Regions from separate parts of the Mus musculus genome. Here region 1 is linked to region 2. Evidence: chromatin contacts called from ENCODE Hi-C or POLR2A ChIA-PET data. All regions are on one chromosome and are shown on one strand. The core of a region is the stretch at or near the end of the contact, and the rest is flanking DNA. Distances in the headings are between cores, read along the strand shown.

Evidence for each region. Hi-C counts contacts between places; a loop is a spot of excess contacts on that map. ChIA-PET counts read pairs that join two places held with the same protein, here RNA polymerase II (POLR2A).
Region 1: a map of heart shows a loop between it and region 2 (5-fold over the local background). The contact joins the promoter of Ccnt2 here to the promoter of Actr3 in region 2. A Hi-C loop is called at or near these places in 2 of 37 maps with a recorded cell type or tissue (gastrocnemius and heart). POLR2A ChIA-PET finds 5 or more read pairs at or near these places in 1 of 5 experiments (embryonic stem cell).

What each region holds. Positions count from the first base shown.
Region 1 is chr1:127,770,998-127,777,157 of GRCm38, forward strand. Ccnt2 (cyclin T2) reads left to right here and starts at 3,167. Exons shown (of 9, transcript NM_028399.1): 1 at 3,167-3,388; 2 at 4,104-4,185. The coding sequence starts at 3,231. It overlaps 2900009J06Rik (RIKEN cDNA 2900009J06 gene), which reads right to left and starts at 3,057. Exons shown (of 2, transcript NR_045298.1): 1 at 2,931-3,057.
Region 2 is chr1:125,433,523-125,439,832 of GRCm38, forward strand. Actr3 (ARP3 actin-related protein 3) reads right to left here and starts at 2,205. Exons shown (of 12, transcript NM_023735.2): 1 at 1,763-2,205. The coding sequence starts at 1,806.

The sequences.
Region 1 (6,160 bases), core at 1,917-4,416, 2.3 Mb after region 2:
TGGCTGTCCTAGAACTCACTCTGTAGACCAGGCTGGCCTCGAACTCAGAAATCCGCCTGCCTCTGCCTCCCAAGTGCTGGGATTAAAGGTGTGCGGCACCACTACCCAGCTCATATTCATCTTGACAAGAACTTTCTTCCACGTGCCAGAGAGGCAGGATGATCAAGACACTGGGGCTACAGCTGTAAACAAAAGGGGTGAGATTTCTTTTCTGCAATTTGAGAAGTAAGAAGCTTTAAGGAGGAGGAAGGAGAATATGGAATAAGAGAAGGAACAGGACAGAGGGAATTATTCTATTACTGGATACCTTCAAGACATTAAAGATGTGATGGCAACTAGGAGACAGATGGGAAGTAAAATGTTCATTTGTAGAGCCAAAGAAAGCCTCTCTAAAGAGGACTTTGAGACTAAATGAGATTGGCTGGCCATGAAGAGACTTCGTGCATGGCAACAGTACAAAGCTGCTGAGGCTGGGGTGCGATAGTAGCTGGAGATTATGGGCAAGCAAGCGTGGAAGGAGAGGAAGCCAGAAATGTGGCCTGGTCAGTAGGCTGTAGTGAAACATTTATATTAAATCTTATAGGAAGCTGTCAAATTTTGTTCCTAGCAGAATAGTAGATATTTAAGCCTTGTGGCAGGAGAGGTCAGGGCAAGGAAGACTACTGTGGATGGACATGAGAAGGTAGAGAGTCTTAGGGTACAGTGACAAGATCATGTGAAGCCAATTATAGAAGTGCTACGGAAAGCCAAGGTCAGTTGTATCAAAAAGGAATGCAAGCTGGGGCTGGAAAGATGTGGCTCAAAAGCTCCAAGCATTTTCAGCTCTTTCGGAGGACCCAAGGTTTAGACCCCAGCACCCATTATGTAGCAGCTCAGGACTCAGGCCGCAGGAAATCTGGCACCACTGTGGGCACCATGCTTACATGTAGTGCACATTCATACATGCAGGCACTCAAGCATACAATGAAGACGTGTTTAAAATGTAAAGAAGGAGTGAAGCTTCAATGCTCAGTGGATAAAAGTGACTGCCACCAAGACTGATGATCTTAGTTCAATCCCCATGGTCCACGTGGTAGGTGAGAAGAGTCCTCAAGTCAACTTCCAACCTGTACATATGTGCTTTGGCATGCCCGCAGCAACATGTGCCCTGCCGCAACATGCACAACTGAAGAAAACAGAAAGGACAGATCTGCTTACTGTGTGTTTCTTTTGTATTGTATTATATAAGACACTTCGTACAATATTGAAAGGAGTCAACAGAGAGGGCACAGACTTGCCTTGTCCTTAATCTTATATGGAAGCCACCTTAACATCAAGTGCCATGCTGGCTGTTGTCTTCTGTAGATGTTATAAAGTTGAAAAGCTCTCCTCCATTTCTACTTTTCTCTTTTTTATCATTAGGACTGAGTGTTGTAGAAAGGCACTTATAGAATGTTACTTTAAATCAATCTAGGAACATCTAGGTAACAAGATGAGAGATCTTGTTATATCTATAACAAGGTATTATTTAGGTGGCTGTTCACAATAACCACCTACAATAATCAAAACACTAGCATAGCACAATAGAGCAGGCAGTAGGCTGAGGCAGGAACCCCCAAATCCTGACAAATGAAAGCCTCAAGTTTTAATCACAAACACACTAGCCCTTTTATTTATTTTCATTTTAAGGAATTTTTAGATAGGGTCATTTTCTTTACAGCTGTTTATTGTGCATGAGTGTGCACACGCATGTGTGCCACTGAGCACGTGTGAAGGTTAGAGGACAATTTGTAGCATTTGGGTCTTTCCCTCTACCATATAGGTGGGGAGTGAACTCAAGTTGTCCGGCTTGGCAGCGTTGCCTTTAGCTGGTCGGCCATTTCAACAGCCCTCGTTGGCTTTTTAAAAGCCAGTTTTCGATAACTGACTGCAGTCTTCAGAAAATACTTAAAAACTAAAGTGTAATTTGGTCATATACAATAGGCATTAACTCAGAGGCAGATAACATGTAAACAAATGAGTGGTGCTTCCTTACAAAAAGATGGAAATAAATCATCAGTTATAAGAGACCTTACTTTATAAAATCCTAAACAATTTTTTTCTTAGCTTCTCTTGCACTCATTTGTTAGACTGTTGGCCTAGTATGCCTAAGGCCCTCTGCTCCAGCACTTCAACCAAGATGCGGCACACCAGCCTATAATCCCTGCACTTTGTTTCTGGACAACCTGAGTTACAGCGTTCTGCTTCTCCCCAACCATCCCCCAATCTCAACCCGCAGAAACCACACAGACCTTCAAAACCATACACCCCATCTGGATGGAAGGCCTAGAGAGTCATGACCTCCAATTATTAACTTCATATTGTTTGACAGGTAACTTAATAAGAAAGATATCTGCAGAGTGATGCCACTGGCCTTGTAATCCCAGCACTTCCGAGGGGGAAGCAAGAGGACAGTAAATCCAAGGTCATTCTTGGCTACAAGAGTGAACACAAAGCCAGTCTGGGACACATGGCACATCGTTTTAAAACAACCCATACCCCTTGAGTGGCTTTAGGTTTAAAGTAACGTTTTAAAGGCGCATGCTCCCCAACATCTACTAGCGATTTAAAAAACAAAACCAAAAAACCCAGAAGACACTGTTAGTTCACTGCTAGAATTAGCGTTCTTTCCTAGCTAACTCCTCCGGAGGGTAGCCATTCGTGGACACAGGAGTCAACAAAGCTAAGAAAATACACCCACCAACATGTAAGAAAATGGAAGCTACAGCACGAAGCCGAGACTAGAAAAGCCTTTTCTGACTTTAACGCACCCGCAAACTCACAGACCACAAAATAAACCGTTTAGTTGAAAGCTAACGTCCAAGCCCTATTAGGCAGCCTCAGGACCTCTTCCCTGTTCGCCCCGCCCCTTCCCCTTAGCCCCTCCCAGATCCAGCATGCACCGCGTCGACCTTTTCTTTCCGAGTGACCCCCACTTTACGGCGTCTCCCAATGACAAGAGGCGCAGAGCATTGTGGTCCCGCGGGTCCGAGAGAGAGAAAGGGGAGGGAGGCCGGAAAGAGAAAGCAAAAGACCAGCGCGAGCCGGCAGGGCGGGTCCCTGCGCGTGCGCGTGGGTAGCAGCAGGCCCGGAAAAGGCGTGGCCCACCCTACGGAGAGCACATTGGGGCGGGGCCTCGACACATTGGCGCGGAGTCCCGGAGGCAGGCGGGGAGGGGGCGGGCTCAGGGCGCGGGCGGAGGAGGAAGTGTCATGGCGTCGGGCCGTGGAGCTTCTTCTCGCTGGTTCTTTACTCGGGAACAGCTGGAGAACACGCCGAGCCGCCGCTGCGGAGTGGAAGCGGATGAAGAGCTGTCGCATCGCCAGCAGGCGGCCAACCTCATCCAGGACATGGGGCAACGTCTCAATGTGTATCCTTTTTCTAGTTGCGGCCCTGCGTCCCACACGCCCTGGTCGCGCTCGCCGGGTGACCGGGCCTAGTGTCCCGGGAACATGGCGCCGCTCCCTTTGCCGTCTTTTGATCTCGGGAAAGACACAGAGAAAGCTAGGGCCCGAGCTGCCGTGGCGAGCCGGAGAAAGAGGAGATGTGCCGGGGAAGGCGGGCCGGGAGCCCGCGTTGTATAACCTGTGTTTGGGAGCGCGTGATGCGGGAGGGAATAGCAGTGCTTCCCTGGCGAGAGAGGAGGAATCCGGGATGAGCAAAGCCAAGGGGCGGCCCCTTCCACTTTCGGAAGTCAGAAAAGGCCTTGAGACGTAGAGAGGTCGCAGATGTTCCACGGAAAGTGTTTTCCGAGGCTTCCGTGCCGGCTCCAGGGCGGCTCTGTTGCGCCGGGGGAACGCACGTAGATGTTTCATGTTCTTTGGGTGTGTGGCGCGCGCCTTTCGACTACTTTATTTCTACTGTACTAAGCTGTAACCTAATTGCAAATAATTCCTGGGCTCTCCCTACGTAGCGTATTAGAATAATTTGGCATCCAGACTGATTTCTCTTCTCCCCGCAGACTTTCTGCATACTTTCAGGTTGAGGATTGGATTTGAGTAAATGGAAAGGGGATTTTTCCATTCAAATTGATTTAGTTTTTGGAAACATTTTGCTTAGATTATTTTCTAAACGTTGCATCCCAGCTCTCAGCTTACAATAAACACTGCGATTGTTTATATGCACAGGTTTTATATGCACCATTCCTTCACCAAATTCAACAGAAATGTAAGTACTGTTTTATTGTTTTAGACGCCGAATGTTAAAATGAGTAGATAATGCGAAAACAAGTTAGTTGATCGTTGTTTTTACTTATAAATTGAGCGTTCTACGTTTACTATAAATGTGAGTTATGCAATAAACGTTTTGCCTCGTGCAGAGGAGTGTGTGTGAGAGAGAATTTTATTAATTAAGCTGTAAAGCACAGTGTTAGCCTTTTGTTGTTGGATTTGTTGGGGAGGGGGGTGTTGTTTTGTTTTGAGACAGGGTCTCACTTGTAAGTCTGGCTGTCCTGGACCTAAATATGTAGACCAGGCTGGCCTTGAACTCAAAAGAGATATCTACTACCTCTGACTCCCCAGTGCTTGGGATTAAGTAATGTGCCACCAAGCCTGGCGGAGAAACAAACAAAATGTTTCTTAACTCAAAAAGCGATAGTGTTTTGCTCATGTAAAATTTGCAGTTGGGGTGATTTATATTAGAATAATTTAAGTACTCAAAACAGAATAGTTTGTTTGGGCAAGTGTAGTCCTTGGGAAGGATACATTTAATTGTGTAGGGTTCTTTGTTTCAAATGGTATGAATTGAGTCTTGCTTTGAAGTAATACTTTAATTTCTCTTTATAATTTGCCTTTTATTAGAATTTTTATAGTGTTATTCTGAAAGGCACATGTAGGACTAGGCCATGTAAGGACTTAATGTTCTTTGTGGATAGTTTGTGGAGTTTAGGCTCCCAATTGCTAAGGAAACAGTTTTAGAAAAGTTTCTTACATTTTTTGCTTTTGAAATGGCAGAAATGTTATAGTTTAGATTAATTCCTGCTTTAAATTCAGTTGATCTTAAGTCTAACCTGGTTTATCAAATTTGCAAGTTGTTTTTGTCTGAGACAGTGGTTTGTTTTTGTTTTTTTTTTTTGTTTTTTTATAACTGTGGGTTTTGCAGTCCCTGTTCTTTTAATCTGTTTTAATCTGTTTTGAGTCTTGCTCTTTCTGGATTATTTTGTATCATTCTTAGGTCAATAGTGGTGTTGTAGAGAAGAAAAGAACCTATTTATAATGCTTATGCTAAGAGAATCCAGTTTTAATTTCAGTTCTCTAAAAGTAGCAGTGAATTAGTGAGCACTAAGTAACCTTGGCTTTTTCACAGTAGTCCTGGATCATGCTGGTAGAAAGTACAAGTCAAAATCGTTGTGGAAATTCTTTGCAGAGCCGTAGATGTCCTATTTTTGCGAATGGGTTTGCTTTTCTATTTTCAGTATAAGATCTCGCCACATGCCTTGCTTTTTAAGCCCTTCCTTTATTTGTTTTTGTGTCCTGGTTTGTTTGCTTTAAGCAAACATCCTTCTCAATGGTAGAATCTGTCTCTTCAAATTTGCCTAGTTAGCACAGGGCACTTGCATGAAACACTTGGACTTACAGTCGTCTAAAAGTTTGTTTGCCTTCCGCATAGGAAGGAGGCTTGAGTGCTTAGTCTTTCCTAGCAGGGTAATTATCTGTTTGGGGAAACAACATCATCCCTCTCACCTCAATGTCTTTCTGGCCTGTTTTGGCAGCTTAAAGGTGGTTTTAAATACTGTATCAGTAGCATAGCCTCAGTAGTACTTCCCACACACCTGATCCTTCAGTGATGATCTCAGATTGAACATCGGTCATGTTTAAATTCATATTTTCTTGCATTCTTGAGAATTTTTTTCTCAGATTATAATCAAGTGTCATTTTTTAAAAACCCTCAAGTATCATTTGATAAATTAAACCCAACAGAGTAAGAAGCTGAGATGCCAGAACAAACTGTAAGGTCTTAAACTGTCATGCATCCATGATGCTAAGGTATCCTTCAGTATTCAGTGCTTTGTTTTAGTGTCTCAGATTGACAGATTTAAAAGTAAAGAAGCATTTCTGTGCTTGTTTATTTAAGAGTTGGAGTCAATCTTCGCCTGTGTCTGTCACCGAGTAACTTGTTTTTCAGTTGTCAGTTTTCTTGGAGA
Region 2 (6,310 bases), core at 955-3,454:
TAGCCTAGGTATAAGTTGTACCACTTTTCCTGGCCACTCCAAATGTGTTCTTAATTCAAGGTTGCCCTTTAAGAAAAAAGGTCACTTAGGGACAATTAAGTTCAAGTACCAAATACTATTCATTCAAAAATAACCAAAACTGCATTCCAAAAGAGGAAAATAGATACATAAAAAGAATAAAAAGACAAATCCTACTTAAGCAGCCATGGCATTATTTATAAGGTGATCAGTGACTATGTGGTTCTACTGACAGTGATTTCTAAAGCATGAAAGTACAACATAGCACTATCTGTCACTTCAATACAATACACTTGAAAAGTCCTATTCACTCTGGCTAATTCTAATTTTTAAAATGGCTCTAACATCCAACAACTGATCAATTAAACTACAAAAGGATAAACTTAAACACATACACAGAAACACTTCAGGGAGGTGACACTGGATTAAAAGAAAACCTAACTTTAATAAAATGTCAACTAAGAAAATACATAGAAATTCCAAGACTAGACTAGTGTTTTCCAAGAAAAAAAAAGTTTTCTGTTGTTTCCAGCTGCCTGACAAAATTACAAATAAAGGCAGAAGAGTTTTAACTAGTGTGGAGGGAAAGAAAAGGCATCGCTTAAATAACTGTGGTAGGGAGAATAAGAGGAAAAAGGTTGGCAACTATCCTCAAAACCACTGATGTATTTGGGGGATTCGAGATCAGACAGGCCTCTTCCTCCACCAAGGATTTCAACGTAGAACATAAAAAAATGTACAGTCTTCTCTCTAGGTCACTACCCAGAGCAAGTTGTAACTCTTGACAAGGTTCATTAATACAAAACCACTACTTTAAAGTCATTTTAGTCAACCACACTACTATCAGAAACAATTACTTTAAATCAAACACATTCCTTTATACCCCCTTTCAGTTTTCAAGACACAGTCACAAAACGAACGTGAACAAACGTTTAGGTTCCAGGGTGCGTCCCTTCTCTCCCCTCTGTCTCCCTCCGTGGACACACAAGAACATTTTTTTTTCTAGTTCAGACATATTGATACCTACCACTCATAATGTACTCTTTATGCAACCTGCTTAATTTTGAAAGTTCTAATAAGACGTGGTAACGTTCGAGACGAAAAACTACCTTATAAGGCTATAAAAGACGGAAAGCAGGAAGCGGCTTTGACAAAACTAAGGAAGTTGCAGCGCGCTTGCTCACCAAGGGACTTTTTTGAGGCAAGAGCTATAACCCCCGTGAGATCCTCCTCGCTGGAACTGACTTGGTTCAATGGGTAGTGGGAGATGGCTACGAATGGGTGTGGGCGGAAACCAGGCGGCGCGTGGGTCCGCTGCAAAAGCCCCCCATGCTAGCTTCCCATTTTCACAGCCTGGTTCGTCGCTCTCCCCACCCACACGCCCTAAGAGATCGAGAGTTGTCACCGCGATCTTGCAAAATCTGCAAGGAGCGCTTCTCTCTCTCTCTCTCTCTCTCTCTCTCTCTCTCTCTCTCTCTCTCTCTCTCTCTCTCTCTCTTTTCCTTGCTCCTAGGTCTGGAGGTCCTCGGTGGGTGCCCTGCTTCACAGGCAGCAAAGGGGAGAGAAGGGAAAGGACAGCCAGGTGGGCCAGACGGCCTCCTCGGAAAGGAAGGGCCTGGAAAAGATCTCTGTCCCGGGAGGCTCCCGGCACCACCCCTCGCCAGTCTGGCCGGCTCCCCCCATTCATCTCCCTCCTCCGCCCGTCCCCGGCCTCAGTCTCCCCCACCCCGAAGACCCGCCGTACCCCGTGCCACAGTCCACCACACAGGCCGGCAGCCGTCCCGCCATCTTCCTCCTCGCCCGCCGCTGCCGTCCGTTCCGTGCTGCTGAGAGGCCGGGGAGCTAGAGATGGGAGCTGGCTGACCATGCACCGGCCCGGGCCGCCCTCGGTCGGGAGGGAGGGAGGAAGGGAGGGAGCTGTGGGAAGCCCGAGCAGGAGCGAGTGAGCAGTCGGCTAGTACTTCCGCAAGCCCAGCAGGCTGGCCGGCCGGCAGGCTGGCTGTCCCCGCCCTACCCTGCCGCGGCCTCCTCCTCTACCCCTCCGCTCTCCGCCCTCCTCCTCCTCCTCCTCGCTCCCGCCCCCACCCTACAACTTCTTCCCCCTCGCACTGCCTTTCCGCGGGGAGCCAAGATGGCCGCCGCTGCCGACGCCCCGGCCAGGCCAGGCCCCAGGCCGCGATCGCTCCCACTTCCGGTTCCGGGTGGGAGGAGCGAGCACGCGCGCGCGTGCGTGCGATGTACTGTGCGGCCGCCCGGCCCCGGCTCCCTTCCGGATAGCCAGAAAGTCCACTTTGGGTTTTCAAATAGCTGGAAGCCCAGAAGCCAAGCTGAGCTTGAAGGGGGTCCAGAAGCGGCTACGCATGCGCAGTGGCGCGCAGCTGTGGGTCGCGGCTCCGCTTCCGACTTGCGAAGATTCCAGTTCGCATTTTCTGGCCGGTGGCAGCCCAGAAGTCAGGCAGTTATTTAGTTAGGAAGCTGGCTTTTGGTGGTGGTGGGTGTTGAGTGTGTTTCTTCTCTGCTAACTTGAGCCATGGGCAGGAGGCTTTCTACTGTGGGGTGAAGGGCTAATTGGAAACGTGGTCAGCGGCATGTCCCCATAATCGCTGTAGGTGAGCAGTCAGAAAAGGGATGTGTCCTGAGATTTATGTCAGTTATACTATTGCATTGTAGTTTGCAAGCTCCCCAAAATGGTGGGCCTTTGCTTTTAAGACAGGCAAGGATCCAAGACGTTAGGTTGAACAATAACAAACCCACCTTCTTCAGGGTTTGGGGATTCCTGTGTGTCTTCCAAGAAAGGCAAGTGTTGGATCAGTGACATGGCTTAGCAGGTAAAGATGCTTGCACTCACTAACCTGAGTTTGAGCCCTTGGAGATCCACATGCTGGAAGGAATGAAAAGACCCCCACAAGTTGTTCTTTGATTTTGCGCACATCCTCCCCCTCATAAGAAAATATAAAACAAAAATTAAAAAATCAAGTTTCCCAGAGGTTATGCTCTACATAGCCTGTACAAATGGCCTTTATTTGGGTTTTGGGGTGATGATAAACTTCTTTCAAGAGTAGTGAGATTATCTCCGGCCTTTAAGAAAGGCCAGTGTCCCAGAGGTTGTGTTCTACAAAATAGACTCTGTGCAGGTGGCCTCTATTCCGGTTGAAGTGACAATGAATTTCCTTCTGTGGAGTGCTGTTAACGTGATACCAACTTTTTCTAGTTGGAAAAAAAAAGAAAAAGAAAAAGAAAGAAAGATGAGAAAAAGATATGTATTTTTTTACATCACAGACTTAAAAAGTAATACTTTTAAAACTTGAATACATCAGAGTAACATAGAAAGCTTAAAGTATGTTGCTGGGTCATCTCCCAGGGGATTAGGCAAAATCAATGTGCAGTAGAACCTGAGAATTTACTTTCTCATCAGCAGGAACCTGGAAAGTTAATAGCTTTCCTTCCCAACAGGCTTGTCTTTTATTTATTCTTTAGCAATCCCATACATGTAAATGCTATATCTTGATTGAATTTACCCAGAACCTTCTCTCTGGCTCCCCTGGATATCCCAATGTATTCCTCCTCCTCCTCCTCCTCCTCCTCCTCCTCCTCCTCCTCCTCCTCCTCCTCCTCCTTTTCTCCTCTTCCTCTTCTTCCTCTTCTTCCTCCTCCCTTCCTGTCCCCTCTGATTTTCATTTATTTTTTGGTAATCTCCTGAATCCAGTCAGTTTGGTTGAAATGCTGACTGATCTTGGCTAGATCTTCAGGAAACTATAACTGCAAAATCTGTGTCATGTCCAGAAGACAGCATCTTCTATGCACCCCCATCCCCTCCTCCATGATGCTCCCCGAGCTTTGTGGAGTGGTGAGGGTCTGCATAGATGGACCATCTAAGGCTGATGGTCAGTAGTCACCTACCCTCAGCATGATATGTGTAGAAATATCAGTGTTTACAAGGTAATATTACAACAGGTCTATTGAGTAGGGCAACAGGTTTCCCTATACAGCCTGTGACGGCCTAAACCATGGGAGGTTTGGACAGGTTTAGCATAATCTGCCTAAATTCCCTTCTGAAGAGCAGGCCTCATCCAAAAGTGTTTGGTCACCCCCATACCCCCTGTGCCATACTGTACTGGAGAGCATATTTTGAGCAGGCTAATCTAGGTTTGCTTATATGAGACCATAATAATACATTAAGAAAAGATGTGTTATTCAATGCAGAAAATTCTGTTATCAGGTTAGGTAAGCTGACCTGAGGGGTAAAATACCGACTTTTCTCTTATTAATGTTAGTCATTTGGTGAAAAGTATTTTCACCAGCTCTGTGTGGCAGAGACTATATTGATCCTTAATATAGTGGGGCAAAGAATAGATAAGGGGTGTGGGATCAGAGTTCTGCCTGTGAGTAGAGAAACAGATTGTATTAAGAGCCACAGAAAAGTGCTGAGAACTGTGAGAAACAGGTGAAGAGTTGGCAAACAGCAGAGCAGACACACTTGAACAAGATAAGTGGCTCTGCCACAGAGTAAGAAACAGAGGAAGGAAGGGAGGGGGGTTCCCGAGAAGAGAAGAAGGTGCATGTGTCCAGGACCTGACTTGAGGCAGGCCTGGGGGAGGGGAATCTGACCTCTTCCCTTCAGTGGTTAAAATGAAGACAGCCAAAGAGGATGTGATGAAAAACGAACCCTGAGAAAGAGGGTGGTTCAGAAATGTGTAGCTACCTCTAAGCATACTCAAGTTTATCCTAAAGCAACTTGGAACGTATCAAAAGAGCTAGGGGGAAAAAAAAAGTTTTGGCTGTAAGAACTGAACTTTCTGGAAAGAATAGCATCTTACATGGAACCTTCTGGAAGGCTGGTTAACTAATTAGAACTTCACTGACTGTAAGGTTGGAAGGTAATTACAATTTACTTGGGGCTATCTTTAGCCCCCTATATAGCCATTCCTTTGCCCATGCCTGGTGTGTCCTAACATGCTGTAACTAACAGGTAAAACCTTTTAGAATATATTAACTTAATAGGTCACTGGTTTCCATCAGCCAAAAAAGGTTATGGGTGTCACTGAGATATCATCTGAGGCCTAATAGATATTTCCTCCACTTTGCTGTAAGCCACATCTCTGATATTTCCACCAGTGTGTGTGTGTATGTGAGTGTATGTATGTATGTATATATATATATATATATATATATATATATATATATATAAAATCTTAATTTATAACTTACTTTGTTCTGTTACTATAAAAATATCCTAAGACTGTTACTACCTTACAACACAAATTTAATGGTAATTGAAGTCTGTGTTTCTAGGCCATAGTTACTCATACTTGGCTCCAAAATAAACTGTTTTATACCTTTCTGAGGTGAGAGTTGTATTTTTTGACTTGACATCTGCTTTGTTCAGAGCTGATGCAGTGGCATCCAGGGTGGGTACATTGTGCTCTGTAGTTCAGAGGTAGAAAGCAGAAGCAGCAGCCTTCCCATGGGACCTGATGTGTGCAGCATCAGTTAATATGGAGCACAGGCACGGCTGCACATACTAAGCAGCCCTAAGGGAAGGGTGTGAGATGTCGCCTTCACAGCAGTCAAGCAAGAGGAGTAGGTCTTCTTTTGATGCCTTGTTGCTGGCTTCCCCCAGACATTTTAGAAGATGCTAAATAGTTTTCCTATGACCAGTTTTCATGTGGTGGAGAATTGACAGAGAGACCACTTTGGACAGAAGATCACGCTGTGGCTCGGTGCAAGCAGATAGGTTGTTTTCAGCAGTGAAAGGTATTTAAGTTGGACTGAAAAAAAATCTTACCAAAGTTCTCCTAAGCATGGCATAAAGAGGCTTCGAAATGCCACCAAGTGCAGCTCAGACTGGAGGTCCCTAAAAATACTTTCCAATGTTCTGGTCTTGGGCAATTATCAGGAAGTAGTTACAGCAAAGGCCAGAGGCTTTTAGTGTTTGTTTGTTAGTTTGTTTGTTTATGCAGTGTCTAGTGGAGATCACACTGTGTAGCCAAGGACTACCTTGAATCTATGATCTCCCTTGTCTCCACTACACTACTGCTATGATTACAAGTGTATGCTACAATGCCCCATTTATGTGATGGTGAGGATTAAATCCAGGCTTCATGCCTGTTTGACTAGCACTCTGCCAACTGGACTACATCCCAACCCAAGGACCAGAAACTTCCAGTTCTGGTTTGGTTTGTGATGGGTTATGCGGACCACCAGAAAGATGTGGCAACACATAGCGCCCACACCCAACAGAAGGCAGTAACTAACCGTTGCTATGTGGGAACACAAGCCTGATGTTACCAGA